Linked DNA regions of Homo sapiens: region 2 is linked to region 1. A link is a loop called in an ENCODE intact Hi-C map of the cell type or tissue named here. Cell type or tissue: HepG2. All regions are shown on one strand. Each heading gives the region's core, and the rest is flanking DNA. Links, peaks and the distances in the headings are about the cores only. Region 1 overlaps PLCB1 (phospholipase C beta 1). Region 2 overlaps PLCB1 (phospholipase C beta 1).

Region 1 (5,397 bases), core at 121-5,120:
AGGTGAGTGATATCTGTCCTTTATGTTGTTCTTTAGTGTTCATCTTAGTCCCACCTTTTAGCAGTCTGCAGTTCACCTAGTGAATACGATTTTTTTAAATTAGCTTCTCGGGCAAGAAAATCCATCAGACTTAATACTATTCTTTGAAACACAGGCTGTAAAAACAAACATGAGATAGGTATAAACAGATTATTCTAATGGCAAGCATCTCCCTAAAGTCTTCAGGAAGAGGCTTTTAACCTTGCTAATTATCACTGCAATAGTGCACCATTAGAAAGTCTGAATAAAAGGATGACATTTTTTAAAATCCAAAATTCAAATAGTATGCCTTGTCTATATTACTTATGTTACTATACTGACTCTCTCCTTTAGACATATTTGATCAGCCTTTTATTGTATCCTAACTATATTTATACTGAATTATATACTGAAAACCAGAAATCCAACACACCAAGAGGTCCAGTTATGGCTGAATATTGAAGTCAACCTTCCTTGCATCTTTTATTCAAACCTGCTTTACAAGTGGTATGTGAAAGTTAGGCTTGAGTAAGTGCCAGTAATCATCACCTTTGGAAGTCATTAGGAAAAACAAGACACCTGAGCATTGACTAAAATAGGCAAATGAGTTATTGAATAAGTGACTGACCCTCATCTAATATGTATTTGGATCATCCAGTAATTTCATAATTGAAATTTAGCTTAATACATGACTTAAATAATTAAGTCAGCTTAATTTCCCCTTTACAGAGCATACTAATCTGTCCCAATGCAACTCACACGTTCGCATTTTGGAATAGTAGTCATTCATTTTCATTTTTGTTTCTCTCTATATAACATATTAAAATCATACACCACAACTGGATAGTAGTATGCACCATTATGATTTTGATAATTATGCACTGTGGTCACGTAAAAAATGTTCTTGTTCTTGGAGTATATGCACTGAATTATTTAAGGTGAAGGGCTATCCTGTCTGCAACTTACCGTGAAATGGTTCAGGAAAAAAAAATTAAGTGGATTGATATCTTGGTAGATATAATGAGGTAGCAGATGGAAAAAAATGAGAAACAATCAGTGAATTTGTGTGAAGGATGTATAGTTGTTCATTGTCTTGATCTTACAAATTGTTTGTAAGTTTGAAATTATATCACTACAAAGGATAAATGCTTCAGAGGATGAATACCCAGTTCTCCATGATGTGATCATTACGCATTGTATGCCCGTATCAAAACATGTCATGTACCCCATAAATATATAAACCTACTATGTACCCATAAAAATTAAAAAATAAAAAATAAAAAATAAGAAATTATGTCAAAAGTAAAAGTTACAAAAAAACCATAAAGGTATTCAGCTCAAAATCCTTATGCATGTATATACTCTTCTCTAATGAGGTTGTTTTATCATAACTCGGATTTATTTCAGCCTCTCTAAACTCCTACTACATCTGTTAATCAGCTTTTTCTTGCCAGAATATAATTATTATGAACTTGATTAGCTTACTATGTACTGGCTGACTACAAATAACAAATCAGCCAGCTTCTCCACCGGACCCGGTCATTCACTTGAGAAAGGACATTAAATATTTGAAGCTGCAGAATGACCTTGAGTGAACTGCACCAGTAACAAAACCAGGGCATTTAGAGGAATACGTGAACATCTCCAGGCCTCTAGTTACTTATTAAATGGTTCCCTGGTGACCCACGAGAGTTAATGCTCGCCCTTAAATAGCCAACTTACACTAGCAAGTGGCTTGGGCCCTGAGAATAGAAGGCAATTTAGACCATTATGTATTTCAGAAGTTGCCAGTGGACTTCCCAATGTCCAGCTCACTTTATCTGTAAACACAGCAGCCAGCTGACCTGGAGGCCTGACCATCAAGATAATTGTCTGCAATCTTCACTTTGCTCTGCCATCATAAACACAGAGCTACATGTGGGTATCAAGCCGCTAACTACAAAACATAACTTGTCCCTGATGGAGAATGTTAAGGCATTTCAAACTTTAAAATCACACTAGGGTATTTAGGAAAAATTAGTTTATAAAGAAAGTGTAAAATTGTAAATAATCAAGCAAAAATAACTCTAAATACTTTCAATAGCAAGTACAAAAAGAGATATTAAGAAACTACTTATCCGAGAATTTCAGGTGGTTCGTACATCCTGACTTGCTTAATTATTAACCAGGTTTCACAAAAAGGGCATTAGGAATGTATACCATGAACAAAACACAGGAATGCAGAGCATACTTCTGCAGTACACTGGTATTGCTGTCATCTGCCATTGAATTTAGTTTCTCAAAGAAATTGAATAAGAAATCTGTCTTTAGGTGTTGGTATGGAAGCTATATTTCTCATATATTTATATGTCAGGGGATGGGGTAAAGAAAATCAATGAAGTCATAAGTTTGCCATTAATTCAAGACTTGCTAAGAACATGCTACCTAGTTTTCATATCATAACCTTAAATCTTGGACATTCTATTAAAACTGCACTTCTCTTTCTCCTGCTTTTTCACACTTGTGCATTTTTTTTCCTGGAAAAACATTCCCTTGAAACATGGTAAATGGTTAAGTGTTGAGGTTTCTAAGGGATTCTGAGAATGACAAATATCATACATGGAAAGTTGTCAGTTCTTAAAATTGTCCAAGTTGAAATGGATATACATTTGTTGGATGAATCTCACTGTGAATAATACAACTGTTGAAAATTTGGGTGACTGAAAATTAAAGACATTGTCATATGCACGTTTCTTAAGACAATTTGGATGATAAATGTGTTACAGTTTTGACAAATTTTGTAATTTGATAGAAAATTTGAGTACATTCAACCACAAGTTCATTGTGTTTTCTATGACTAGATAAAAGTGTCGCCGCCTACATTTCAGGTGTAGAAGTGAAAGAGACCCATTTTCCTTGTGTAATATCTTTGTTATTATATAAATTTCATATGGAAATGTCTTATATCTACATGCACAATTAAAATCCTTCCTAATACTAATAAAGGAAACCCTACATCATGTTCATTTAGGCCATATTTTAAAATACATTTTATTGTGCACATTTAAGGTATATAACATGATATTATGTTTTATATATATATATATATTAAAATAGTTACTATAGTCAAACAAATTATCATATCCACTATCTCACATAGTTACCCATCCCCCAACTCTCCAATGGCAAAAGCAGCTATAGCTATTCACTTAGCAAAAATCTCGAACACAATACTTGGAAGCCATTATGCTAAGTGAAATAAGCATAATTTTCTGTGTCTGGCACAGACACAGAAAAAAAAGATTGCATGATTCACTTATATGCGGAATCCTAGAAGGAAACAGTCAAATGTACAGAGATAGAGAATGAAATAGTGGTTATCAGGAGCAGGATAGGCAACATTACTTTTGAATAAATATTACAACTATTCACCTCTTGGGACATTTCTCATTTCAATTTCTAAATCAGTTGCTTTATAGCAATATTTTCCTCTGAAACACTTACAAAATATTTGAATTACCTATCAAATCACAATGTCATCAATCATATACTAATTTTAGCAGTCTGCTACACAATACTGTAAGAATTCTAAGTTTAACTTCTGACATTCTATATCCTGATATATTCAAAGCTGATATGTTAACGTTTGACTCTTTAGCACATTTTATAAGACCCTAACAAAATTGGCTAAGAATAGTTTTGAAAGTGAAAACGTCGCAATACACTTCACTCTTTATATGGCTCAGAGATTACAAACATGGACGAAAATAGACAATTCCCAGGAAGTTTCCAAAAGAACTGTGGAAGTTTATAAATTGATGGCCACTCTTAAGAAAGAATTAGCACATAATAATGTCATAAACATACTTCTGTCTAGCAATCCACATTGCTCCTCTTTTAGTTTCTAATTTTTATAGGAAAATGCATCTCCTCTGCTAATTAGACTTAAACATAAAGCAGGAAAGGCATTTGCACGTAACCAACCCCAATTTTTTTTCTATTTATTTTCTTCTTATGGAAAGCAATCATCATAATTGTGTTCAACTGCATTATTGTTCCCAGTACTTCATCCTTCCCTGTGTCTACTTCCTTTGTAGCCCCTCCCACTAGACCATTTGATGTTGGGCTTGGCCATGTAACTTGCTTTGGCCAAAGGAATGTTAGTGGACAGTACACAAGGAAAGATTTCAAATGTACTTGTGCCATTGGTCTTGCTTTCTTGTATTTTGCCATCTATGAAAAGAAGCTTCTTCACATGGCTGCTGGCTCTTAAACCTGGGCCCCACAACAAACACATGTTGGGAAGACCAGAGCCTCATACACATCCTGAGCCTGGAACAGAAAATGCCTAAGACAAAGCTTGACGTGAAGCTTATGTGAGCCCAGCCTAAATCAGCCAAACCTCAGCCAAGCCACGCATGAGAGAGCTAGAGATAACAACCACTGTTACATGCCACAGAGATTCTGTGGTTGTTGGTTACACAAATAACTGATTCATACAGCAATAAAGTGGTAAGGTTTTATCATATCTAGTTTTAACATACATATATGTACACAGTCACACATAACACCACCACCACCACCACCACCAAATATGTAGTGGTCCTATGCACTCATAGATTCAGTTATCTACTTTTCATGCTTTCTGTATTACTATATGGGGAGTAGGAATTGCTGGCTCTGGTGTCAGGAACTCATCCATCATAAAAATTTATCATTCATAATATCCGTGTGAGAAGCAGAAGGAAAAAATGCCAGCACTCCAACAGCATCCACATTGCAGATCTGGACCTTTTCTACAAGTCTAAGTGCAGAAGAATGGCTGAGGATGAGATCAGCAAGGAAAACTCTAGGAAGTGGAGAGATACCTGCCAGTCACTACTGTTAAAAAATAGACGATGGACCTATAGTGGCAAACTCCATCTTAAAGTATGTGATTCTAAAGAAGAATCTATGAACCAAATTAGAACTGTCATAACAGAAATGGGAGGAGGCACCAGAGTTTAGAACTTTAGATACATGCAAAGGACATGGTGGCTGGTTGGATATTTGATGTGAAGGAGAGGAAGAGCTACAGGTGACTCCTAGTTTTCAATATGGGAAAGGGGAAGAAAGGAGACATGGTAAACTAATACAGGAATAAAGGGTGGGACTGGGGGAGGTGAAGGATCATAAGTTCATCATGGGGTGTTGAGTCTGAGGGTTTGCAGGGCAGCAAAGTACACAGAAGGCAATTGGAAAATAGGCTTGGCATGCCAGGTAAAGATAGTGATCAGGACTACAGACTGAGACTAGGTGATAATTCACCTCATAGTAGTGGATGAGGTCATCCAAGAACAAATGTAAAGTAAGAAGAGTCCCATATAAGCTTTAGAAAGATGTACTGGTAAGAATCCCTAT
Region 2 (5,397 bases), core at 302-5,301, 140 kb before region 1:
TATCAACATTTTGGGCCAGATGCTTTTTAGGTTATAAGAGTACATCCTGTGCATTCTAGGAAGCTGAGTAGTATCCCTGGCCTCTACCCACTAGGTGTTAGTAGCAACCTCTCATAAGTTGTGACCACCAAAAATGTCTCCCAACATTGCCAAATGTTCCTTGGAGATAAGGACAATATTGCCCCTAGTTGGAAAACATTGCTCTGAGGCCATGAAATAAAAATTTTCGTTATCAAAACATAACAGGAGACACTGCTAAGTTCAATGACTTACTCAGCATTGTAAAAAGCTGGACATTCATGGAATCCCCACCTGGATGAAAGCAACAACACTTTTTACTTTTGGCACTAGTTAGCTGCCATAACACAGAACTCAGTGCCTTAATTCACTGCAAGATTATCCTTACTCATGTGAAAATCCAATGTGGGTATTCATGGTCAGATGGCTTTCCTGCAGGTGATTATTGAGGAACTCAGGCTCCAATGTCTTTGGCTCCATAATCTTCAGCACATGACTGGAATTCCCTCCATTCAATCAGGGACTGGGGAAAGGATGGTGAGGAAAGCGCATCTCTGTAACCATGTCATCCTGGAAGTGACACACATCACTTCTCCTCACATTTTATTGGTGAGAAATGGTCACGTAGTCCCTCGTTGAGAAGACTTTTGCCAGCAATTACCCTATGCCATGAAAAGGCACGTGTATTTTTAGTGATCAGCTAGCCATCTGTGCCACAGCTATGCACCTTCCAAAGCAGCTACATAAATATTTTAGTCAAATAAGATCCTAAAAGTTAAGCAAGTATGATTCTAATCATGTATGTGCTATTTTCACATCTTATACATGGTAAAGTTTGCACACAAATAGTTCTTCTGACTTGGGTTGACATCCTAGGGCTAGACTCCATAACTCTGGCTATGAGTTGAGAGTTCCTGCCTCAAAAGCCAGGTAGGGAGCACCATTAGCCAAAGAGAGGGACAATGTAGCAGTTATAAGCACTGTCACTAGAGTCTGACTACTCTAACCTTGGCTTTGCCACTGAGTGGCTACGTGTAATCTCAGGCAAGTCATTTAGTCTTTCCGCATCTCCATTTTCTCATCTAGGGATAATCATAGTTACCACACTATAGAGTGGTCATGAAGTTTAAATGAGATGCAACATGGAAAGCACTTAAAATAGTGTCCAGTACATTTTGATTATTGATAATATGCCACAAGTGATAACTAATACTTAATCTATACATTTACAGAATTTTCTGGTTAATATACATCACATTGAAATTCTATGTATTTTGGGATCTATTTAGGTTTTTCCACCTTAGCCTGTTTGCAAGGAACAAATAAAATCTGTCATTGACTTTGGCAAATTTGCTCAATTTGACAGTAGAATGCAGAAGCAGAGGCATCTGGGAAAGCAAGTGTCGATGAATCATCCCAAATCCTTCCCCACTGCTGGAAAGCAGCCCAAAGTGCAAGTCCCGCTGACAGCAAGTCAGTAGAATCATGTTCATTTAAATACCAAGGGCAGCACAAGGCATTATGAAAGATGGGAGCAAGGTCAAATGCTTTGTGTGTTCCTCTGCCAGTTCAGCGACCAGAAATTCTAGAGTCTCTTAAGAACAGACACCCGGCACCCAATCACATCTTCCAGTTCACGGTCTTGAATCACTTGTTTTACAGATGAGGAGACAAAAGTCCAGAAAAGTCCATGGTTAAATGGGACACATAAGCCTAAATCCTACATTTGCTAATTCTCGATCCAATTGTCTTACCTATGCTGCTTTGATGTGTATTACCTTACATTCCATAATTCTGCAGAGTGAAGTGATATTAAGCCATATGAAGCAAACACAAAAAATCCACAGAATACCTGTTAGTAAGGTGTCAAGTTCTTCCATATACCTCTTCTAGTTTAAGGGATATTTCCCCCAAACTGAAAGTGAGTTTCCACCTTCTATGAGCATTTGCCCTCATTTCTTTAATAAAACAAAATAACACCACTTTAACAACAAGCTCTTTGTTTAGGATCAAAATATTCCAAAGCCACTCTTTTAGTGAAGTGCCTTGTAACTGAAGATGTAATGGTTTGGTGGACTCAGACACCATGCTTCAGTAACTTCTGTCAGAAAAATGGTGCTGATAAACTGCTCACATCACTGCAGCACAGGCATGCCCCTAACCACAAAACCTTGCAAAAGGCATCAGCCTGCCAAGAGAAAAGGCTTTGCCTTCAGCAGACTGGCATAAAACAAAAAACAAAGAAACCTCAATATGTCAGCTTTGGATAATGCCCTTCTCCCGATTTGAACATAGAAAAAAAAAAAAAAACTTCACACGTATTGAATCTCATTCTTTCAATGTGTGAATTTTGCCTTGAGAATATGGTAGCAGGCATAGTATTCCAAAAGCAAGTCTTTGTCTGTAAAACATTCTTTTCTGATAGAATTTTAAGAATGGGTCCTCAGACCACTTTCTAATTTCAGTCATACAAGGTTTTATTGTTCTTTGGAGGTTAAGCCCAATTCCACTGGGTAATTTTGACCTTTGTCTATTTGTTTTATTAACTAAAGTGACAACATAAATACCTTTACACAGTGCAGTGTGTACACATGAGTCTGTGTATATCTGTGCATGTGTGTGGATGAATTTTCTGCTAGTCCACTGTTTTTGACTTACCAAAATGGTATTTTATATAGTTTAACCTCATATGTACCAGAAGCGCTTTGTGCATATTAAATGTGCAATGTACACTGTAAATCTGCTTTATGCCCTGAGAGAATATGATGTCATACTTCCTACCTCCCTCCTTCATAGTTCATTGTATTTTACATCTATCCTTTATGACACAGCAAAGGATGTAGATGCTAATGTTGTAGGTGCCAACAGCATTCCTTCAACTCAACTAGCAACAAATGGCATGAAAATGTCCAGACACCATCTTCAGAATCTGTTACATGTCAATAAGTTTGTCCTCAAAGCAGACTTGTAGAACACTCTGCTGACTTTGCAGGATCCCTTGAATGCTATCAAGAAAATAGGAATCCTGAGCCAACAACTTCTTCAGAAACAAGAAAGCTCCATAGCCTGACATGCATTCATCAGAATTAAGAACTGAGAGTGGTTGCTGGGTGTGAAAAATGAACACTCGTCTGATGCAACTGAACCAGTGAAAGGAGGACTGATTACTCAAGCCAGTGAGCTGGTGTAACATTTGAGCGCCTGCTAAGGAGCACATTTTATCAATGCAGCATGGCTCTTCTACGGCTATAAAATGCAGCTTCTTGAGTGTTTATATGCAATCTGACTGCCTGGGTTAAACCCTCACCTTTACCAGTTACAGCTGTGAGGCTTGGTGCAAGTTGCTTAACCTCTCTCTGATTCAGCTTCCAATCTAAAAAGGAAAATGAGAGTAATATCTGCTCTCTACATTGTCTATAATGAAACGATGAGTTAATACACTGTAAAGTACTAAGAACAAGGCCCGGCACGTGATAAGCAATTATAAATGATAGCTATTATTATTGATTCGATGTTATTGTTCTCATTCATTTTAAGGCCCCATGGTTTTGTCCTACATTTTTTTGCAGAAGAATCAGGGGGATGGAATCTTGATCTTAGTGGTTTTTGCCCGAGGAAAGAATTATTCTTGAACACCGTCTTGCCACCTACCTATTTTCTCCTATTTTCAATTGCAAAATATGTCAGCATTTAATTACAAGAGGGAAAACTGAAACACAGCTCCTTTGCAAACATTTAAGTAACGCCTATAGAAATACACATTTCTACTGTGTAGGAGAGTTCATGCAATCATAAGACGGGGTCCTCATGAGGTTGCTAGACTAAACAGACCCAACTCTGATTTCAGAACATGCTGTGGCAGTGCTCTGAGAATTGCATAGGTGGACTCTGAAGCAAACTCTAAAAGCAAACCACAGCCCACGTCAGATGAGGATTTTAGAAAGAGAGCAATGCTGAAAAGCTTCATTGGAAATCAGGCTTTAGGCTCCACTAGCAGAGGAAGACATTATGCCATCAGTGACATTATCATTGCACAAGAAACAAAGATATGGTAGCTTCAGCGAAGAACCTGGATCATTGTAATTTTCTGGAAATTGAAAGGAGAAAACATTTTGATTGTCTGAATGCAGGGATGAGAACAAAAAAACAAACAAACAAACAGAAAAAACCAAACAGCTGTAGATGTGGTGGATAAAAACAAGTCTTTGGCCAGGTTTGGTGGCTCACGCCTGTCATCCCAACACTTTGGGAGGCCGAGGCAGGTGGATCACTGGAGGCTAGGAGTGCACTCCAGACTGGGTGACACAGCAAGACTCCATCTCAAAAAAAAAAAAAAAAAGTATTTATTTTAGGCTAAGACAAAATGCCACCTATACTCAAAGACCTGGCAGTTCTAGTTGAGAGACTTTCACTCACTTCCAAGCACATCTGGTAGAAAAGCAAATAAGACTTTAAAAAATCTTTTCAAGTGGCTGGAATTTGTTTCAATTCATAGCAACACATACAGAACCATTTCACCAAATTTCTCTTTTATAAAATACTGGCTATATATACAGGAATACAGAATTAAATTTTGTCATTTAAGACCTCCTCAAACTAACCAATTGAGTCATAGTAATTAGTTAGGAAAGTCATGTGCATCTTGTATTCTCATTTGACACTGGAAGATATTGTTAGCATCAGTAATTGATTCTGAAGATACTGGGGCTATTCAGGATTGATAGCTTTTCCCTGACTCTGTACCCAGCACAGGGTCTCACACACACATTGTTAGTCAATTGACTAGATGTCTAATTAGTTGGCCATAACATAATATCATGCTTATGTTCCGTGTTTCCTTTCTGAACAATCCTCACCCCAGGGAGTCCTCTAGAAGCCTAGAGCAGCAAGTACTCCGTTAGGTATCTTATTTTGAGGCATCTGTCTCAGAGCATATGAATACTCAAAACAGAATCAACTTTCATATACCCAAAGTTGCATATTAGAGTGGCAGTAGGCTATTATTTTTTATATATACATGCTCATTTAATTTGTAAAGTTTATATAATTCATATATAATAATATATAAATGTATATATTTATTAGTCACCCAGAAATAACAAATAAAACACACCTACAGAAATGATGCAGGATAACTAAAATTAAAATGGAATAGTTAGGGCCAAAATCAGGCAATGAACCAAAAAACAAAAAACAACTAGTCATATGTCATATGCTTAAAAATTAAGAAAAGCCAACACAGCGACAAGAGAAGCTGGCTGCAGATACCAGCAACTCCAGCATCTGCCTCCTCTTTCCATTTTAAGCACTGTTCAGAAGCAGAAAATTCAAATTTAAGCTATGATAAAGGCATTCAGCAAGACAAATGAGAGAAAAAAA

The links. A loop is a pair of places that touch in the nucleus more often than their neighbours do. Peaks named below come from ENCODE experiments on the same cell type or tissue, not always from the same donor. Only the 100,000 strongest peaks of a DNase experiment are listed, where the experiment ranks them.
Region 2: a loop joins it to region 1, with 12 times the contacts of the local background. A loop is called at or near these places in 1 of 110 quality-filtered maps.

What each region holds. Positions count from the first base shown.
Region 1 is chr20:8,187,034-8,192,430 of GRCh38, reverse strand. All of the region lies in intron 2 of PLCB1 (phospholipase C beta 1), which reads right to left. Among named protein-coding and RNA genes, the nearest start is that of PLCB1, 57 kb to the right of the region's middle. In HepG2, for the core only: no CTCF peak of the experiment used is centred there; DNase peaks (open chromatin) are centred at 1,710 and 2,190; H3K4me3 peaks cover 1,463 bases.
Region 2 is chr20:8,328,281-8,333,677 of GRCh38, reverse strand. All of the region lies in intron 2 of PLCB1 (phospholipase C beta 1), which reads right to left. Among named protein-coding and RNA genes, the nearest start is that of PLCB1-IT1, 82 kb to the right of the region's middle. In HepG2, for the core only: no CTCF peak of the experiment used is centred there; DNase peaks (open chromatin) are centred at 1,487 and 2,527; H3K4me3 peaks cover 991 bases.